Linked DNA regions of Homo sapiens: all the other regions are linked to region 2. A link is a contact called in ENCODE Hi-C or POLR2A ChIA-PET data. All regions are on one chromosome and are shown on one strand. Each heading gives the region's core, a stretch centred on a gene start or an enhancer-like site at or near the end of the contact. The rest is flanking DNA. Distances are from core to core; before and after follow the strand shown. Region 1 overlaps UBAP1L (ubiquitin associated protein 1 like). Region 2 holds the start of PARP16 (poly(ADP-ribose) polymerase family member 16). Region 3 holds the start of IGDCC4 (immunoglobulin superfamily DCC subclass member 4). Region 4 has its middle 5.9 kb from the start of KBTBD13.

Evidence for each region. A loop is a pair of places that touch in the nucleus more often than their neighbours do. ChIA-PET counts read pairs that join two places held with the same protein, here RNA polymerase II (POLR2A). Pooled maps may share reads with other maps.
Region 1: a loop to region 2 is called in a pooled map, with 2.6 times the contacts of the local background. The contact joins the enhancer-like site here to the promoter of PARP16 in region 2. A Hi-C loop is called at or near these places in 4 of 50 pooled maps. POLR2A ChIA-PET finds 5 or more read pairs at or near these places in 6 of 52 experiments (A673, B cell, K562 and 3 more).
Region 3: a loop to region 2 is called in a pooled map, with 2.1 times the contacts of the local background. The contact joins the promoter of IGDCC4 here to the promoter of PARP16 in region 2. A Hi-C loop is called at or near these places in 1 of 50 pooled maps. POLR2A ChIA-PET finds 5 or more read pairs at or near these places in 6 of 52 experiments (GM12878, H1, HEK293 and 3 more).
Region 4: POLR2A ChIA-PET joins it to region 2 with 11 read pairs in activated CD8-positive, alpha-beta memory T cell. The contact joins the enhancer-like site here to the promoter of PARP16 in region 2. A Hi-C loop is called at or near these places in 1 of 168 maps with a recorded cell type or tissue (CD8-positive, alpha-beta T cell) and 5 of 50 pooled maps. POLR2A ChIA-PET finds 5 or more read pairs at or near these places in 6 of 52 experiments (Caco-2, WTC11, activated CD8-positive, alpha-beta memory T cell and 2 more).

The regions. Positions count from the first base shown.
Region 1 is chr15:65,099,813-65,104,285 of GRCh38, forward strand. UBAP1L (ubiquitin associated protein 1 like) reads right to left here. Exons shown (of 6, transcript NM_001163692.2): 3 at 2,294-2,872. Among named protein-coding and RNA genes, the nearest start is that of UBAP1L, 13 kb to the right of the region's middle. Within about 2 kb of position 1,884, at least 3 of the 41 ENCODE cell types and tissues checked have a DNase peak (open chromatin) inside an H3K27ac peak, as active enhancers do.
Region 2 is chr15:65,283,487-65,288,577 of GRCh38, forward strand. PARP16 (poly(ADP-ribose) polymerase family member 16) reads right to left here and starts at 3,397. Exons shown (of 6, transcript NM_001316943.2): 1 at 2,767-3,397. The coding sequence starts at 2,940. It overlaps SNORA24B (small nucleolar RNA, H/ACA box 24B), which reads right to left and starts at 2,105; the gene lies at 1,975-2,105. RefSeq lists a silencer at 3,082-3,641 and an enhancer at 3,792-3,841.
Region 3 is chr15:65,420,065-65,424,595 of GRCh38, forward strand. IGDCC4 (immunoglobulin superfamily DCC subclass member 4) reads right to left here and starts at 2,883. Exons shown (of 20, transcript NM_020962.3): 1 at 2,729-2,883. The coding sequence starts at 2,798. RefSeq lists enhancers at 1,786-1,895, 1,916-2,185, 3,161-3,695.
Region 4 is chr15:65,080,099-65,085,266 of GRCh38, forward strand. No RefSeq gene overlaps it. Among named protein-coding and RNA genes, the nearest start is that of KBTBD13, 5.9 kb to the left of the region's middle. RefSeq lists an enhancer at 4,719-5,168. Within about 2 kb of position 2,598, at least 8 of the 41 ENCODE cell types and tissues checked have a DNase peak (open chromatin) inside an H3K27ac peak, as active enhancers do.

The DNA.
Region 1 (4,473 bases), core at 634-3,133, 190 kb before region 2:
CAGAGTGTAGGGGCTAATATTATGGAGGGCTTAGAGTCCTGCAGACCCCAGCTCTCTAATGCTTACTCAGTATACTCATATGAAAAATGAGGGCAATCCCTAAGCTACTTCACGGGACTATCAGGAGACTTAAATAAGACAATGTGAGGGACTGGGCGCGGTGGCTCATGGCTGTAATCCCAACACTTTGGGAGGCCAAGGCAGGTGGATCACCTGAGGTAAGGAGTTCGAGACCAGCCCAACCAACGTGGTGAAACCCTGCCTCTATTAAAAAATACAAAATTAGCCGGACGTGGTGGCACATGCCTGTAATCCCAGCTATTTGGGAGGCTGAGGCAGGAGAATCGCTTGAACCCGGGAGGCAGAGGTTGCAGTGAGCAGAGATCGCACCATTGCACTCCAGCCTGGGCAATAACAGCCAAACTCTGTCTCAAAAAAAAAAACAAAACAAAAAACAATGTCAGGAAAGTGACTAGTGAAAGAAATATGAGGTCCATTCTACTATCCCATTTTACAGACATTGAAATCAAGGTTCAGAAACGTTAATGACCTGATTAAGCAACACACGCTTGGTACCTCAACCCTACTTAGGTTTTATGCCCCACACCTTGGTGACAGATGAGCAGGGGTAGGTCTTCCCAACCAGGCCCTCCTTCTTGAATTTGGTTGGGCTGGGGTTTGGCAGGGCATGGAGCAGGGGAGGAACTGGGCACACCAGTTGAAACACACCCTGGATTAAGGAGGGTGACTTGAAGGCATTTCCATTGGTTTGGCCGGCATCGCCCCGAACCTTCTCCCATGAGGAAGTACCTCTCTGCCAGCCCTGAACGTTTCATCCTGTCCCCTCCTCCCAAGGAAAACACAGCTGCCGCCTGGCTCTTGGGGTGGAGTGTATATGTAACACACATGAATCCCCACCCATACGCATCTTCTCAGGGCTCTCCCTGCCACGACCTCACCCTAGGGTCTACCCTTTATTACCTCCAGGGTGGAGAACATCAAAGTTTAGGAGCTGAGTCTACTCTTGTGTCCTTGAAAAAGATTCTTTGCCACTCTGTGCCTCATTTCCATCATCTACAGAATACTGTCCCACCCCCACAGGGTTGTTATGAGAGTTAAATTCATCTTGGCCAGGGAAGAGCCATCCTGGCATCAACATCTGGTCTTGGATGTGGGCATGGCACATCACGCTTACAGAGCCTCTTCTCTACTATGTATGCTCTAAACAACCGTGTGAAGGGTTGTTGGCTCACAGTGCAGGTAGAGAAGGGGTGGTTCAGTGACTTGCCTAAGGTCACAAGCCGGTGCATGTAAGAAACCAGACCTCAGGTCTCTGTCTTGCAGATTGAATTCTACCTTGGCCTTATTCTGCAGCATCTCCTGGCCTGACTGTGGGGCTGCTGGGGGGCAGAAAGCTGTGCCCCGCTGCCACCTTCTGCTGCCAATCCTGACCCACCCCATGTTTTGTGGAGTCTGATACTTACATAATTTGGAAGGCACCTCACAGAAAAAGAACACACAATTATGAATACAAAATTGGGCACAAGGCCTTGGAAGAGACAAAGGGAGGAGCCTGAGGCTTAAGCTTCTGTGGTTTCACTGTAGGGTCACTTCTCCCTGCTCTTCAGGGTTCACTTCCTCCGTCCTGAAGCCTTCTCAGCCTATTGCAGCCCTGACGCTCCCTCAACACCTGATCCCGCTGTACAGTTCAGGGCCTGGTCCCACAACCCTCTTGGCCAACTCTTCATGTCCTGTGGTTTTGACACTCCCAAACCCAGTGTCTGGCAGGAAGTAACTGTGCATTGAATATTCCTTGATTGAGCCTCCAGCTCCCCTAGCTTATAGCAAACCTCAGCCAGTGGGAAGCCCTAGATTTGCGTTGCGTTCATCAATTCAACAGACATCCACTGAGCGCCCCCTATGGGTCAAGTCGGCAGCTGGGTGCTCTGGAAACAAAAATCAGTGCGATCCAGTCCCTGCCCTAAAAGAGCTCAACCTCGTTTAGAAGAGACAGGTCCTGGATAATTAAAACCACTGTGACCTGCTCCCTAAAAAAAAGCAAGGCAGGCACAGTGGGAAACGCGGGGAATGGGGGCTTCTGAGCAGGGACTACTCTACTCTAGTCAAAGGGCCGCAGGAGGACAACACGGTACAGGCCCAGGTGGGAGCAGGTCAAGGGAGGATGCAGGAGCGCGTGGAGTAGGGGACCGAGGCTGCGGGCTGGGCTGGACACCCAGATTATGGGGCCTGGGCTGCTGATTGGCGGCCTTGGAGGGGCGGGCAGAATCCTTACCGCGACCGTAGGCTTGTGGCTCCGCAGCGGGGGGATGGCGCCTGCCGTGGAGGGCCGCGGGGGCGACGCGGGGGCGGCGGGGTGCTGGGGCGCGGGCCCCGGGGGTGATGCAGACCTGGGGGACTGCGCAGGGCTCGGGCACAGGCTCAGCGCGCGGTGGCCGCGGAGGCCATGCAGGAGGGCGCGGGGCCGGGAGACCAGCTTCCCCTCGGAGAGCCGCCGCCGCGCCCCTGCCAGCTCCAACCGCACGCCGCGTAGCACGTCCAGCGAGCACAGGCGACGGCCGGGGCCGGGGCTCGCCGGGGAGCCCGGTTGGAGGCTGCTGGGGGCCGGCTCTTCCTCGCTGCCAGAGGAGGCTTCTGCCTCGTCCTCACCCTCCTCCTCCGGCCTCTCCTGGTGTCCGGCCTCCGGGTCTCTGATTGTGGTGGGCGCAGGCGCCAGCCCATGTTCGGGGCTGACTAGCAAGAGCCAGGCTGGAGGGGCTGACGCTGTCCCCGGGTCACCGCACTGGTACGGGCTGGGTCCCTGGCCGGCGGCCTCCACCCAGAAGAGTGCCGTCCTCTCCAGGCTGAAGTCGTGCTGCGGAAAGAAGGCGACGTAAAGCCCAGGGCAAACCAGGACCCCGGGGGCACAACACTAACCCCTGGCCTGGGGGACCCTGTTCAGCCAGAGACTCTCTAAGCCTGGACAGCGTCAGATTCTGAGCCCCGGGCTTCCATCACAGCCCACTCTACCCTGGGTTTTAGCTAACACTGTGGTCGATGGATACCAATAACAGTTTAATGGCAAACTGGCATAAATGACAAAGTGATGAATTCGTCAGTCGAATGAAATGTAATGAAACCCAACATCTAAATCCCTTTGCCATTCAGTATGTAGTTGAGCAAAAACTACTTAAAAATTTTCTCCAATAAAGCTTATTCTTAGCAAAGAAGCTTTCACCTGAGCCCAGCAGTTTGCCAATGAGTAGTCTGCCTTGGAGGCCCGCCCAGGCAGACAAACCTCCCTATGGAGTGATTCCTGTCCCCAGCCCCTTTGCTGCCACCAAGGTTACTTTGGGGTCCTGGAAATGTCATAACCACTAATCTTTGTGGAACTCTACTTAGTATGGTCTAGTGTCATTCCTATTTCCATATTATGAAAATGGAGCTCAGAACATTGAGTTTGCTAGAAGTTAGATTGGCAGTGAGTGGCTGAGCTGGTTTTCCTGTCGGTGGACCTGATTGTAGTGCTTTCTCCACTTCGTATCAGACCACCTAAAAAAGCAATCTGGAGTCCACATAAATAATCTAACTCTAGAGTTTATAAAATGAGGCAAAAATGACATATTCCTGTTCCCTACCTTTAAAATTAAGAACAGCAAACATAAGACTCCATCAAAAATATGTAAAAGTTTTAAAGGCAATTTGTTCTACCATGGCCAGTTAAGGAAGAAAGAGGCTAGGGGTTGGGGAGTGAGGCAGAAAGACAGGCACAGACACTCAGACACTTAGATCACAGGCACAGCTCCCTCTCACCCATGACCCTACCTTGGGGAGAGGAGCATAAGTTAGCTGCTCCAGTGTGACTCCCTGAGTTCCTCTCTGTATCTTCAGGGCCCAGGGCAGGCCTGGCCCAGAGTGGACATTTGTAAGTATGTGCAGAATAAATGGTTAGAGAAAGAGATTGGAGCAAAATAGATGGGTTGTGAAGGACAGAGAAGGCAAAAAGACTTCAGAACTAATGAGGCATACTTGGAGAGAAAGAAGCTAAGAAATAGCCAGCAGCACTCAGAGGGATTAAAAAAATACCAAGACCCAATAAAATGCCAACACTTGATTTTGGAACTATGCAAGATGATTCTAAACTTCATATAAAAACAAATAAGGGCTGGGCTCGGTGGCTCATGCCTGCGATCCCAGCACTTTGGGAGGCTGAGGCAGGTGGATCACCTGAGGTCAGTTCAAGACCAGCCTGGCCAACATGGCGAAACCCCACCTCTACTAAAACTATAAAAATTAACTGGGCATGGTGGCACATGACTGTAATCCCAGCTACTTGGGAGGCTGAGGCAGGAGAATCGCTTGAACCTGGGAGGTGGAGGTTGCAATGTGCCAAGATTGCACCACTGCACACTCCAGCCTGGGCGACAAAGCGAGACTCTGTCGAAAGGAAGGGAAGGGGAAGGGAAAAAAGAAAAG
Region 2 (5,091 bases), core at 2,147-4,646:
CACAACAGTCACACTAAATCACAGTCTTGTCCTTCTCTGTAAGCTCACACCTCCTGGCTGACCATCCTGCTACTCCTCCTGGAATACTCTTTCCCTCTTCTCTGCTCTTGAAGTTCTGCCTTGGGACTTGGCAAGGCATCAGCCTCCACCCCTAGATGGTGTTCCCTGAGCCTGGCCCAAAGCTGAGAGCTAGGGGGTGTCCTTGCTCTGGGCTTCCATGTTGTACGGCGCTTACCTAGTATGAGAGGTTAACACTGTTAACCTCTCCACGGGTTAATCCTGTATCCTTAGCACCTGTCCCATAGCAAACACTCCATAAGTATCTGTTGCCAAAACTGAATGAAGTTTCGTACCCAAGGTCCTGATACACCACACTCAGAAAATTGAGTATCTGAACCTGCAAGAACAAATCTCGAGGGAAGTCAGTCAATTTGCCTCTTTCTCCAACCTCCCACTTCCGGTACCCTGAAACGCCTGTGCACTGTGGTCACCACTTGAGATGCCCTCGACACATCATTAGGTGGGCTACCAGGACCAGGTTGGGCCAAGAGGCTCAGCCTTTGTCCCTCAACCTCCTAGGAATGATAGCAAAGGAGGAACCAAACACTGATGATTTCATCAGAGATAACGCTAAACACGTGTTGATTCTAAATACCTCCTTTAATCTATCAATGTGGTTCGTGCCATTAACTGATTGCCTAATATTGAACTAATTTTGCATTCCTGGGATGAACCCAACCTGGTCATAAGGAATTACCCTTTTTTATACATTGCTAGCTTTAAGATCCTAATACCTTGAAGATAATTTTTGCATTCATACTCATGACATTGGCCTATAATTTTCTTTCCTCTTTTTTTTTTTTTTTTTTTTTTTTTGAGACAGTCTTGCTCTGTTGCCCAGGCTGGAGTGCAGTGGGGCGATCTCGGCTCACTGCTACCTCTGCCTCCCAGGTCCCAGTTCAAGCAATTCTCCTGCCTCAGCCTCCTGAGTAGCTGGGATTACCAGCATGCACCACCATAATGGTGAGACAGGGTTTTACCATATTGTCCAGGCTGGTCTTGAACTCCTGACCTCGTGATCCACCCGCCTCAGCCTCCCAAAGTGCTGGGATTACAGGTGTGAGCCACCGCACTCGGCCTATAATTTTCTTTTTTTGTATCACCCTTATCAGATTTAGGGTCAAGGTTATGCTAGCCTCTTTTTTAATACTCTGTGTAAAACTGGGAATTACTTATTCCCTCAGTGATTGCTACAACTCACCAATGACACCAGCTACGTCCAGAGTTTTCTTTGAGGGAAAATCCTTGACTACTAATCCAACGTCTTTTTTTTTTTTTTTTTTTTTTTTGAGAGAGAGACTTGCTGTGTTGCCCAGGCTGGAGGGCAGTGGTGTGATTACAGCTCATTGCAGCCTCGACCTCTTGGACTCAAGCCATCCTCCCGCCTCAGCCTCCCAAGTAGCTGGGACTACAGGCGTGCATCACCACACTCAGCTAATTTAAAGAAATCTTTTTTGCCTAGGCTGGTCTCAAACGATCCTCTTGCCTTGCCTTCCCAAAGTCCTTGGGATTACAGGCATGAGCCACTCAGCCTTTTTCTTCTTTTTCTACAATAGTCTAGAAAAGTTCGCCCAATAACCTGGCACCCTCCAGGTTTTTTTTTTTTTTTTAATGGAGTTTCATTCTTGTTGCCCAGGCTGGACTGCAATGGCGCAATCTCGGCTCACCACAACGTCCGCCTCCCGGGTTCAAGCGATTCTCCTGTCTCAGCTTCCAGAGTAGCTGGGATTACAGGCATGCGCCACCACGCCCGGCTAACTTTTTGTATTTTTAATAGAGACGGGATTTCTCCATGTTGGTCAGGTTGGTCTTGAACTCCCAACCTCAGGTAATCTGCCCGCCTTGGCCTCCCAAAGTGCTGGGATTACAAGCATGAGCCACCGAGCCTGGCCCCTCCAAGTTTTTAACAGTGAAGAATGTTACTTGTGCAAGTCAGAATCTGATACCAATTAAATGGTGACAGCTTTGCTGGTAAACAAGAATATGCTCTTCCATGGCAAGGAAGGGAGACTGCCACACTTGACAGGTCCCAAAGATACATGGAGTTCAGTGTCTTTAATGAATATCAGCTATTGGCGATTTCAATTTTCTGCTTTTTATTGAATCGATTTTGGTAAGTTATATTTTTCTAGGCAATTCCAAACATTTGGATTATAAGGATAACTGATATCTTGAATGCTGACCCAGAGGTGAACTCTGCAAAAAAAGTGCCTGGTGAATCAGAGAAATAACAGCTTACATATGTACTGGATGTTACAGTTTATAAAAGTACTGCCCATAGATCACCTCATCTGAAGACCAATGTCTGGGCGGCTTTGGTGACTTTTTGGTGTCTAATTATTTGCAAAAGGATGGATAACTTTCTAGCTAAGCAAAACAGCTGATTCACATCAACCCTATTCCTGGCCAGGCTAGAAAATCTGTGGAGGACTATGCAACTATTCCTCACTTCAGTCCTCGGAGTCATTTGTCATTGACAGGAGAGAAGCAGCCACCAAGTGCCTTGGGAGTGAGCGTTGACATGAGGGTGTTAGCAGTGTTCTTAGCTCATGGAAACCTTCCCCAAGGCAAGGCAAGACCAAGCTGGGAATGGAAAGTCTGGCGGCTGTCATGTTTACTAATGCGGATGGAACTGCCTCTACCTGTGGTTCCACAGGGCACTTGGTCCAGGACGCAGTGGGCAGCGCCAGGACAAAGCACACTCACCAGGGCTTCAAAGTCCTTACAGTCGCCGCGGGCGTAGGACGCGGGGAAGGGCCGCAGCACCGAGTCGCGCTTGTAGCTCTGCAGGGCCGAGGCGAAGAGGCTGCACCGGAGGTCGGCGGCCAGCATGTCGCGGCCCGCCGCCTCCCTGGCGGCCGCCCAGCCTGAGGGCTGCATCCCAGGTCACTGCGCGTTGCCGGGGTAGACGCGCTGGTTAGGGGCAAGGGCGAGCGTGCGTTCAGCGCGGGGGCTGGGCCCGCGGACAATGGGCCGTCAGGGGCCGGGTTCCCAAGCCTGGGGTGGAGCTAGGCAGGGGGCTGAGATGACAGGGGTGAGAACGTGCCGACAAGTGTCCTCTGCCGGGGTCTGGGCCGCGGCTCGCCGCCGAAGAGAGAGACCGAGGCCTGGACCGCGGGTCGGCGGGGAGGTTGGGCCCAGGGATAAAGGAACTGGGGCTGGTGGGGGGGAGGGGTTCCCGGCCTAGGGGAAGGGCTATGACAATGGAATGACAACCGCGGGAACGTGCTGACACGTGTCCTCCGCGGAGGCCTGGGGCGGGAAGCAGCCCCCGGGGGACGGCGGGCAGAGCCCACTCTCCGCGACGGGCGAGGCTGCTGCGCCGCGCGCGCCTTCCTGCCCCGCCTCCCGCCGCGCCGCCGAAGTCCCGCCTCTCGCCAAGCTGCCCGCGGCGCCACCTGTCTTCCGCCTGCAGCTCACGTCCGCTTGCCTTGCCCGGCCTACCTCCCCTCCCGCCGCCGCGCTCCGCCCGGCCCAGCCGAGGGCCCGCCCCTTCGCGCCCCAGCCAGCTCCACCGTACGGGTTGTGCCCGCCCCTCCCAGACCCCGATCACCCGCAGCTACGAGAGTTGCCGCCGCCAGTGTGTGCCGGGCGACGTCGCCCACGCCCCTGCCAGCCATCCTCACAGCAGCAGCAGCCCTGGTAGAAATTGATGTGGGCACCCTCTCGACCCGCCCCTGTACTTGTCTTTGTCCCAGCTCTGCGGACTGAGCCTACCTCTCTTCCTTGGGGTATTAATGCTACCTATTGTCTCTCTTGAATCTTTTCCCTCCAAAACTGCACAGAAGGAGCCATTTAACACCCAGGGAAACTGAGGCTTAGAGTGCTGCAATGCTTGCCCAAGATCCCACAGCCAGATGGGTAAATCTAGGATTCACACCGAGATCTTTGGAAAACCAAAAGACTTTTCCTCTGCTTTTCAGCCTCCAGAATTCTCTGAATTGCTTAAGTCTCTGGCCTCAAATGCCCCAAGATCCTCCTTGGGAGACCTCTCTGACAGGGAGCTTGGGGGAGAGCAGAGGGGCATTGACTTAACTCTGCTGGAGGGTAAGGACTAGACTCCCATCCCCTCTCCCTACTCAGAACCTTCATTAGAGAAAACCCCAAAGTGTGACCTCATGGTCACATGCAAATCTAAACACAGACCATTGTGCTTAAACCAACACACCGCACACACTCCTACCCTGCAGGATCTTCTGAGGAAGAAACTTCTCCTTCTGCATCCAGGCTGTGCTGGGCCCTGGACTCAGAGGAGAGGTGGTCCCATGCCATTGGATTGCATCTATGACTTCGGGAGGTAGGGCGAAGACTGGTCCCCCAGACACCACAGAGCTTCCCATCTTCTTTTGCCAGGTAAAGGTTGGGGGCTGCTCCCAGGAGCCCACATCAAATCTGTTTGCTCTGAGGCCTAGAACCACAAGGCCCCTAGTGCTTCAAAAGCCATGGGGGTTCTCATAGGACCCAGGAACTCTAAGGTGGCTTCTGAAGCTCAGACCCCAGGAAGGGAGAGCTTGGAGTGGGTCAGGAGACCAGGGAACCATCTCTCATTCCACCTCTTCTTCATTGCAGGCCCTTAGACAAAAGCCACCCTCTGATACCTCCTTGGCCTCAAGAATTGTTTGTTGGGTGGATATATAAAATTTGCTTATCTGAAGATATTTGTCACATATGATATGAGAATCATAGTGATAATATTCACATCACAGGGTGGTGTGGAAGGGCCTCTGATGGCCAGCATTCTCATGACTTAGCTCATGCAGAATATTAGAATTCTTTTTAATTCTTGTCAATTCCATAGACACAAAGTTGAATTTCATTATAGTTTTAATTTGCATTTACTTGATAGTGAAACTGAATGTTCTTATGTTTACTTTATTCTTCTAGATTTTATCAGAATTTGCTAAGGTGGTCTCAGAACCACATTTCTTGTGGAGGGGTTTCAGCCCTGCTTATATAAATTTGATATAATCCACAGACCATACAATTCACCCATTTAAAGTGTACAATTTAATAGTTTTTAGTACATTCACA
Region 3 (4,531 bases), core at 1,633-4,132, 140 kb after region 2:
GACTCCCGAGTAGCTGGGATTACAGGCATGCACCACCACACCTGGCCAACTTTTGTATTTTTAGTAGAGATGGGGTTTCACCATGTTGGCCAGGCTGGTGTTGAACTCCTGACTTCACGTGATCCGCCCGCCTTGGCCTCCCAAAGTGCTGGGATTACAGGCGTGAGCCACCGCACCCGGCCTATTTCTTACTTTCCTCTCTCTCGCCCCCTACAAATTCAATCTATCCTCAAGTTCTACTGATTCTATTTCCTGAAAATCTCTGGAATGCAGCCACTCCAGCCCAACCCCAACTGCCACTATGCTAGCTGCCACCATCCTCTCTTCTGGATTGCTACAACAGCCTCGAAGGAGCTGGAGCTTCCTGCCTCCAGCCCCACCCAATCCATCCTCCACACTGGCTGGAATGAGATGATGCAAAGCTGATTTTAAATCCTGTCAAGGGCTCATGGGGACTCTCAGGCCAGAAACCTTGGTGGGCCCTGTAAAGCCCTTTGTGAGCTGGATCTAGCTCCCCTCTTCAGCCTCCTGTCTTGATACTCCCTGACCCCTTTCCATGCTTCCCTCACCTGCCCCCCATCCACCCCTTGTCCCTAAACTCCAGCTAGATTTAGTTTAATCCAATGATCTCAACTAAATCACCTCTGAACTTTGCACATGCTGTTCTCTGGAAAACTGTCCCCATCATCATTCTCCTTCTACAGGGCTAACTCCATGTCGAGCTCTACTACTCATCACTTTCTTCAGGAAGCTTTTGCTGACCTTCCCAGATCGGTGTAGGAGCCCCTCCTTCCTGCGTCTTCCCCAGCACTTCAGGGGACTTGTCAGTTTCCCCCTCCACCAGACTGAAAGCTTTGCACCAGGGATCAGGTCTGCCTCCTTATTTACTATATTCTAGGCACTAGGCACAAGCTAGCCTATAAAAGGTGCTCCATAAATATTTGTTGAACGAATGAATGACCTCAGTACAGATCAGGGTGGCTAGTCATGACTCGACTGGAGTGTCCCCCGGCCTGCTGAGATTTGGAGGACCAGGGCAAGCTGTTGTAGCCACTCACACTGCAACCAAGAGACGCCGCAACTCGGTCCCTCGCCTGCTTTGTGCGTTCGGGAGCAGGGAGAGGCCAGGGAAGCTGGGTCCCTCGCGGCAGGTCCTAAAGGTATTGAATAATGCGCCGGTGCGGTTCCCAGCCCTGATGCCGTTTAGCTGGGTGACCCTGAGCTCGTTCCAGGAGCCCTAGGAATAGCGGAAGGTGGGGCAGGGGAACTATTCCTTAATCCCCTGAGCTCTGGGAAGACAGACCTCTCTCTGACACTTCCCCGCCCCTTTCACCTGACAAGCCAGGGCCTCCAGCTCCTCTGGCCCAGCAGCCGAGACCCAGCCTCGCGGCGGCCTCCAGCTTAATCCGCTGTTGGGGCTGGAAAGGGGCGTGTCTTTGTAGGGACAGAAGGGGTCCGAGGAGTTCCCGGCACTTTCCCACCCGCTGTTTGGTTTTCCTGGAGATGGGCCTGGGGCTGGCCAGGCGGAGGCTCCTTCCCCCCGCCTCCCTCCCACGTGGCCTGGCTGAGTCTCTCTGGAAAGCCGCAGCAGCTGGAGAGAAATCCCCCTCCCCACCCCCACCTCCAAGTCCCTCCCCGACTCTCCCCGGACACATCCTCAGCTCCCCCCTCCGCGGGGAAGGCAAGAACTAGGCGAACAAAGCGGCCAGCCCATCCCCCTCCCAGCCCTGCCACCTACACTCCCCATGAGCCGCCCCCAAACGCACACCGGACAGGAAGCGACAGAGCTGTGGGTGGAAGCCGCAGCCCTAGACACACACCCTTGGGGACTTCGCTATCCCCTCCCCAGCCCTTTCTCCAGCTTGGACAACTCTGACTTACCCCGTACCCACTCCGCACTGGGCTGCGGACTGGATGAGGCCCTGCTGACCTCGTCCACGCTTCCCTGGTCGGTCCCTGGGGGGTGGGGCCGGGGTGACACGCGTCCCATCGTGAGAACAAGCGCTGGACATGTCCACGAAAGCAAATGGTTTCCTGCCCCCTCCCCCAGTCCACTGCTGGCCACAGGTTTTGGGGAGCAACACCTCCCTCTACCCCTCTCTAACCGGCCCCAGGGACCACACCCACTGGGCAAAGTTGAGTGTTGTTTTATCACCACCACCCCCAGTCAAACGGGATCCATCGCTCTGTCCCCCACTATGGGCAAGGACACTTCCCAAATGCCAAGGCCAAATATTAGCTCAGCCCCATAAACACAATTGCACACGCACCCGACCCAAATGGAGGTGCAGACACAACCCCAGTTCCCTCCTCTTTTACACACACTCTCAACCCAAGACACGCGCAGGCAAGGCAGAGCCCGCCCCGCGAAAGCCACCGACACCGCAGCTACCCGCCCCGCCGATGCCACGCCGCGACCATGGCACGCACTGCGGACACGACAGGAGCACTCCCAACACACACACACACACACACACACACACACACACACACGACTCCAGACTCTGCGAACCAAAGGCACACACCCACTGCGGACAAGCACGCCCCACAAACGCCCCCCGGCCGCAGCTCGCAGACCCCCGCGCAGGCATCGCGGGCACCTGGACGCGCAGCCCCCGCACTTGCTCGGGACTCCGGCTTGAGCCAGCCCCGCAGCCCGATGCAGACCAGGGCGCGGGCGCACCAGCACTCCGCAGTCGCTCCTGCCTCTCCGGGCGCCCGCCCTTACCGCGCGCGGCCAACAGGCAGAAGGTCAACGCGAGGAGCCCGCGGCCGCGGCCGGCGTCCCCCCGCGCCATGGGGCTGGGCTCGGGCCGCCGCCGCCGCCGCCGCCTCCCCGTGCTTCGGCCGCCGCCGCGGGGGGAGAGCGCGCCGGGCGTCAGTGGCCCGGGGAGGCGCGGCGCCGCGGGCGGGGGCGCGGCCTCGGGGGCCCGGGCCCGAGCTGGGGCCGGCGCGGGGGCCAGGGCCGCTGCCGCCTCACCCGCCCCTCCATCGCCATCTTGGGCGAGCGGCCCGGGAGGGGGCGCCCGGCGAGTGTGGCCACCCTGGCCCCGCCGGGGACCCTGCGCCCGCGCGCCACGGCCCTGCGCCTCGCGGGGGCTCCTCTCGGCCCGGGTCTGTGTCCCGGTGCCTCGCCCTCTCCGGGTCGCCGCGGGCCCCCGTGAGGCCGCCTGTTGCTGGGTCTGTCTCTTAGTCTCCCCGTCTCTGAGTCTTCTGGTCTCTCTGCCTCAGCGTCTCTATTTCTTCTCCCTGTTGCTGCCTCGGGGTCTCCACCTCCGTTCCAGGCTCAGGGGAGGCAGATTCAGGGCCACGGTCTTTGTCCAGATGGCCCCCTTGCCACCCGAGCCCAGTCCATTCCAGCCCAGGTCCTGGCCTGAATGCTGGTTCGCTTCTCCACACGTTGCGCCAGCCCACCTGCGGAGATCTTGATAGTCCTATCTGCCATCCCAAACCAAGGGCTTCTCTTGGCCTCCTTCCCTTGCTCTGGCAGTAACTAACACAGGCAGGACACTTTTACACTACCTTCAAGCACTACCATATTCAGATGTCGCCGCATGGGGAAACTGAGGCTGGAGAAGGTGAAGTGACTTGCCCAAGGACAGGAGGCTAGGGAGCAGCAGATACAGGACCTGAACCTTGGTTTTCTGACTTCGGAAGGTCATCTCCACTCCCTCACCCTGCCTCTGCTGTCCAGCATTTACTGAAGTACCCTTTTTCTCATTCTTCAACGGTACTTTCTCTAACCTACCTAGCCAGACTGTTTGCCTCAGTATCCCGCAAATATTTCTTGTTCTACAGCCAAGGGTTCAATTGTCAGGCTAGGGTGGGGAAAAGAGTACAGATTCAATGACCTAGTTAAGGTCCTTTCCAACTCCAAGATGCCATAGTTCTTCCCTTCCCTGTGTCTCTAAGTGTTCCTGTGACTTAGAGCCATCTTGTCTCTACACCTGTCTGTTGTCAGTTAACCCTCAATAATCACTGGCGCTTTGCATATCTAACAGGCCTGGCGTTTATTCATTCATTGCCACGCCCCATCTTCACTTGCCCTATCAGCAGCATTTGACTTAGTGAATCACTCCCTCTTCCTTGAAACACTTGCTTCCCTTAGTGATCTCATCTGGTCCTCAAGGCTTTAAAGAGCATCTTTATGCTAATGATGCCCAAATGTATACTTTCAGCCTAGACCATCTTTCCTGAACCCTGGACTTCTGTATCCAGCCATCCAGGCCCCAGTTCCTTTAGCTGTCTAGTAGACAAACTCATCCTGATCTTTTCTATCAATCTTTCTCCTCCCACAGTCTTCCTCATCTCAGTTCCTTTCCTGTTGCCCAGGTCAAAAATGTAGAGGCCAGGCTTGGTGGCTTACGCCTGTAATCCCAGCACTTTGGGAGGCCGAGGTGGGAGGATCGCTTGAGGCCAGGAGTTCAAGACCAACCTGGCCAGCATAGCGAGACCCCCATTTCTATTAAAAAAAAATGTAGAGTCATCTCCTACTCTTCATGTTCAGATGCTTCACCCTCCACTTTCTCAC
Region 4 (5,168 bases), core at 1,348-3,847, 200 kb before region 2:
AAGTGTAATTCATTCATTCTTTTTTTTTTTTCTTTTTGACACAGGGTCTTGCTTTGTCAGTCTGGAGTACAGTGGTAAAATCATGGCTTACTGCAGCCTTAACCTCCTGGGCTCAGGTGATCCTCCTACCTTAGCCTCCCCAGTAGCTGGGACTACAGGTGCACACCACCACACCTAGCTAATTTTTATAATTTTTTTTTTGAGACAGAGTTTTGCTGTAGTTGCCCAGGCTGGGGTGCAATGGTGTGATCTCAGCTCACCCCAACCTCCACCTCCCAGGTTCAAGTGATTCTCCTGCCTCAGCCTTCCCAAGTAGCTGGGATTATAGGCATGCGCCACCAAGCCTGGCTAATTTTGTATTTTTAGTAGAGATGGGGTTTCTCCATGTGGGTCAGGGTGGTCTTGAACTCCTGACCTCAGGTGATCCGCCCACCTCGGCCTCCCAAAGTGCTGGGATTACAGGTGTGAGCCACCACGCCCGGCCAATTTTTATACAATTTTTTTGTAGAGGTGGAGTCTCACTGTGTTGCCCAGGTTGGCCTTGAACTCCTGGGCTCAAGCAATCCTCCTGCTTGGCTTCCGAAAGTTCTGGGATTACAGGCATGAGCCACTGTACCTGGCCTCAAAGTGTAATTCATATCACACATCAAAGATTTATTTAACTCACCTGTAAGAGAACCAAAAAGAATGGCAAAGCTGATTGAAAAGAGCATTTGAGAGACAGATTTGTATATTTAGTTGGAAGAGACATACTAAAATAAGTTTGCTAAGTTAGAGACAAAACTGGCATATGCCTTACAGGACAAAAGCATAATTTTTTTGGTTCTCTACTGAACAAAAATCCTTTGCATCTTTACATACATGCATGTACATATTTGTGCATATGCCTACAAGTTAGCATGTAACTTCACAAAGTCTGGGCTCTAATCTATAGTAAATTGTAAGGCAAAGGTACATTCCCCTTGAAAATTAAATAACTCTTCTCTGTTCAAAGTGTCCCAAAGTGACATTGAAAGGAAATAATCCTTCTTTTGCCTTACTTCCAAGTTACAGATAACTTTCATAACAGTACAGAGCATTTTCCTCCTTCCTCCTGACCAGTGCTGAACACCTGAGACTTGCCACATGATAATCCATCAGCTCCTAGTCTCTCTTATCCCACAGCATTGTCTGCACTTGGGGCTGCTTAGCCCCAGCCTGCTGGCTCCTGGCATTTGGTTGTTCCTCCCTTCATCCAGGGCAGCCCTTTCTGAGATGCCTTTTGTGCGTAATAATAACACAGTGTTCACAGAGAGCTTTCCCACAGTTGACTTACTTGAGCTTTTGAGAATTTTAAGTGGCAGATAGTTTGGCAACACCCCTACTCCCGCAGCTTAATGGAGGGAAAAAAGCTCAACGGTCATGTGATTAGAAGAGGCTCGTTAGGTAGTGGCAGAACCTGGCTGTGAACCCAGGGCCACAGGCTTGTCTTCTGTGCTACATGCCTGCTTGGCCGACATCCTGAGATGGACAGGGTGTTTCCAATGGTCTCCTTAACACTCCCTCCGTTTTGCCTTTCTCTATGTATCCCCACCTCTTTTGGGGGTTCGTTTGTTCCCTTGGACTCAGCCCTTTCTCTTCCCTCTTCCATAGGAAAGTTAACTAGTTCTCTTCCCTTAGGATAGACCTGGGAGACCAGTAGCCCCGTTCAGCCCAGGTAATGACTGGTTTAGGCCCTGGGGGATATTTGCACGTTCACTGATACTTCCCTCGTCTCAGGAAGTGTGGGGAAGCTTTGTAACCCAGCCCACCTTCTCTGTCTAAGGGTTCTCACAGTTAAGGCTTTGTTCCACCCACAGTCAGCATGTGTCACCACTGCCCACCACCCTCAGCAGGGATGGTGACTGTGCCTGGGGTGCCTGTGAGGAAACCAGCAGAAAGCCAGAATGGCTGGCTCACCCAGAGTCACACAGGCAGTTAAGTGGAAGAGCAGGGACTTGAACTCAGGACTTGGGATTCTCAGCCTCTCATTCCCCGGCATCTCGGCTTGACTATTGCATGAAGGTGTGGGGGGCACAAACCAGGTGCAGCTGGGCAAATTACAGAAACACTTAGGAGTTACTGAGCTCAGAGGGCTGGATTTGAAATCTCTCTGTCCCAGCCCAGAGGTTTACTCTGAGAAGTCCGTCCTTTCTGAGAGGCCTACACTCACACAGCTTAAAGCTGCAGGGATCATTTTCCTGAACCTGGTGGCAGCCCTGCAGCCCAACTCTCTGGAGTTCTCTCCAGTCTTCCACAAACGTTCTCCTTGCCCCTGACTCCAGATGTCCTGCACCCCAAGCCTTCCTCTCCCTGAAATCATCCTATGTGGTTTATATAGCCCGCCTGGCAGAGGCAGAGAAGCTGCCCCACCCCTGTCCACCAAGGACCTGCTTCCTTGCTGGCTTCCCTTCAGTGTGCTCACAGGGCAGCCAGAGCCATCCTAGTTCAACAAAATGCCAGTCAGAGCCTGGTGCGCCCCCTCTGAAAGGCAAAGTCCTTTCAGACTCTCCCACCCTGTTTCCTCCCTGACTTCATCTCCTCCCACTCCTCTCTGGCCTCATTGCTCCTCAGACGCACCAGGCACACTCCGGGCTCAGGGTGTGTGGCTGGTGTCCCTCTGCCTGCGCACTGCCTCAGCCCCACCCCACTTCCTGCAGGTCTTGGCTCAGATGTCACTTCGATCCTACAGACTCTCCTAACCTCCCTACTTAAAATCTACCTCCCCCTTCTCTACATGTTCTCCTCCCTTTTCCTGTTTTATTTTTCTGCATAGCTTTTAGCATCATCTTCCATGCTATCTTTTCACTTGTTTGCTGTTGGTTTTCTCCTACTAAAATTTGAGCTCCACGAAGGCAGAGGGTTTTTTCTGTTTTGTTCACTGCTCTCTCATCAGGACCCAGAAAAATGACTAGAACGTAGTAGGCAGCTTAAGAGATGATTTATTTAGTAGGGACTTAAGAAATATTTGTTGAATGAATGAATGGCACTCAACGGATGTTTGTTGAAAGAATGCATTAATGAATTGATCAGTCAATCAAGGAAACTCCATAGGAAAGGTACAGAGAAAGGCTCTCAGATTTCAGAGGACAGGAGTATCATTTCTGGCAGGGCTGTGGCAGGTGGCCAGGGAAGACTTTTCTGTGGAGGTGACGAGCTGTCAAGTTTGCAGTCCACCTTGGGAAGAGTGGGATCTGAAAAGAGCAGCCGCTCACCGGTCACTTTTCTTTCAAGGGAAGGGAGGAAGCTGGGATTAGAAATGCTAATCATCCCTTGAAGAATGGCTCCTCTTGGCGGCGGAATACACACAGGGCTGCTCTGTTTATTTTCCTTTGGCCTCAAGGAGCTGGGGCCTCTTTTTCATCCTAATTGCTTTGCTTCAAGTTGCTGTCACATCCCAGGAACGGCAGCAAATTAACTGTGCTGGTGGGAGACACAGCTGTCAGAAGACAGGCTGGCCCCAGCAGGCCAGTAATAGGCATGGGATACAGGACCCCCCTAGAGGAGGTCTTGTCCCAGCAGCGTCCTCTGCAGCCCTCATGATTCTGCCCCAGCTGGACTGGGGAAGCATGAAAAGAGGGAGCCCTTCTCTCTGGCATTCGAGTAACTAACAAAGGGAAAATGGGCCTTTTGTTGGGCTGCAGGGTCTTGGAGCAGGGTATAAGCCTCTAGTTCCACCCCTCTCTTCACAGGGAAGGAAAGCCAGGTCGCAGGTTAGGGGAAAGCAACTTTCCTGGAGACAAAGCAATGCAAGTGGACCACCCAACCTAAAGCCTGCTTCTCTGGAATCCTCCTCCCATCCTAACATGTTATTTCCTGTGCTGCCTTCCAGGGCACTCATGAAAGAGCTTCCCCATGGTGACCCATCATCAGGCTGCCCTCCCTGATTCCAGGCTTCCATCCTTATTTTTTCTAGGAAAGTTCCTCTACACACACACCCCATTCAGCACGCAGATTCAGCAGATGGAGACAAAGGAGTTAGTCTCTAATGGTATTTGGGCACCTGGGCCCTTCAGATCACACACTCATGCGTACACACACACAATTTTGCCAACTCTATAGGAGGTCAGAAACCATTCGCCCAACATGCTTCTCTTTCCAGGTAACATATTTTCATTCTAACAGGAGTCTTACAAAAATACGCCTAACTGCAAAGTCCTGATTAGCAAAGGTAATTTCAGGTGCTCAGAGAGGGAGCTAGCACTGGGTTGCGGTGGAAACGAGGGACTGAGGACTTTGTAGGTGCCACTCTGCAGAGGGACAGTGCTGCCTGCCTGCCAGCTGATTTTGCAGTCAAATGCTGGCTCTGACAGGGACTTCTGTTTGACCATGGGTAAATTCCTTAAAGTTGCTGAAATGAATGAAGGTGTCTCAACTCTAACCGGAGATGATAATTCCAGGAGGGTTGTCCTGAGAGTGAAATAAGAGCTTCTAGACCAGCATACGCAATCCTCACCTTCCAAGTTCCTTGCCCTGGTTCCTCTTCACACTTTCCCCTCCACCCATTATTGACACCCTTACTGTTTGGAAGGCACAGTTTTGGTGAATGGACTGTGTTCCAGCAGTCTGTGCTTATCGCTCATGACACAGCAGGATGGCATCCAGGGGACCTGGGTCCATATTCCAGCTCCACTTGCCAGCTGTGTGATGTTGGGCAAATGGAGATGATGATGAGAGACTGTTATAGAGTCTCTGTGCAGATTATGTGAAGTGCCTGTAGTGGGGCCAGAGAAATAGGCTGGAGTCTGAGTGTGAAGAGCCTTGAATGCCAGGCTGGAGAACTTGGGCTTTATTCTGTAGGAAGTGGGGAACCACAGTAAGTTTTTGAGGCAGTAAGTGTGACCGACAGAGCTGCTTTTTGTATTCAGATAGCAAGCCCCTCATCCAGCCCTGGGCTGACGGCTCCTTGTCCCTGCAGATCAGCTTGTCCCTCCAGATCAGCTCCTTTCTCCTGCTCCGCACCCCGAGAGGTGGTCCTGTCTGGGTGATATCACTGGACTCCCTTGACTGGCTCCCAGTACAGAGCAGCAGCAAAAGGTGGGAAGTGGGGAGGCGTATGGAGTCAGGGAACTTAGTTCCTGGCTCCCTCCCTGTGGGGTGATCTTGCACTGACCTTTTTCCTTCACTGACTCAAGTCCCCGCCACTGTCA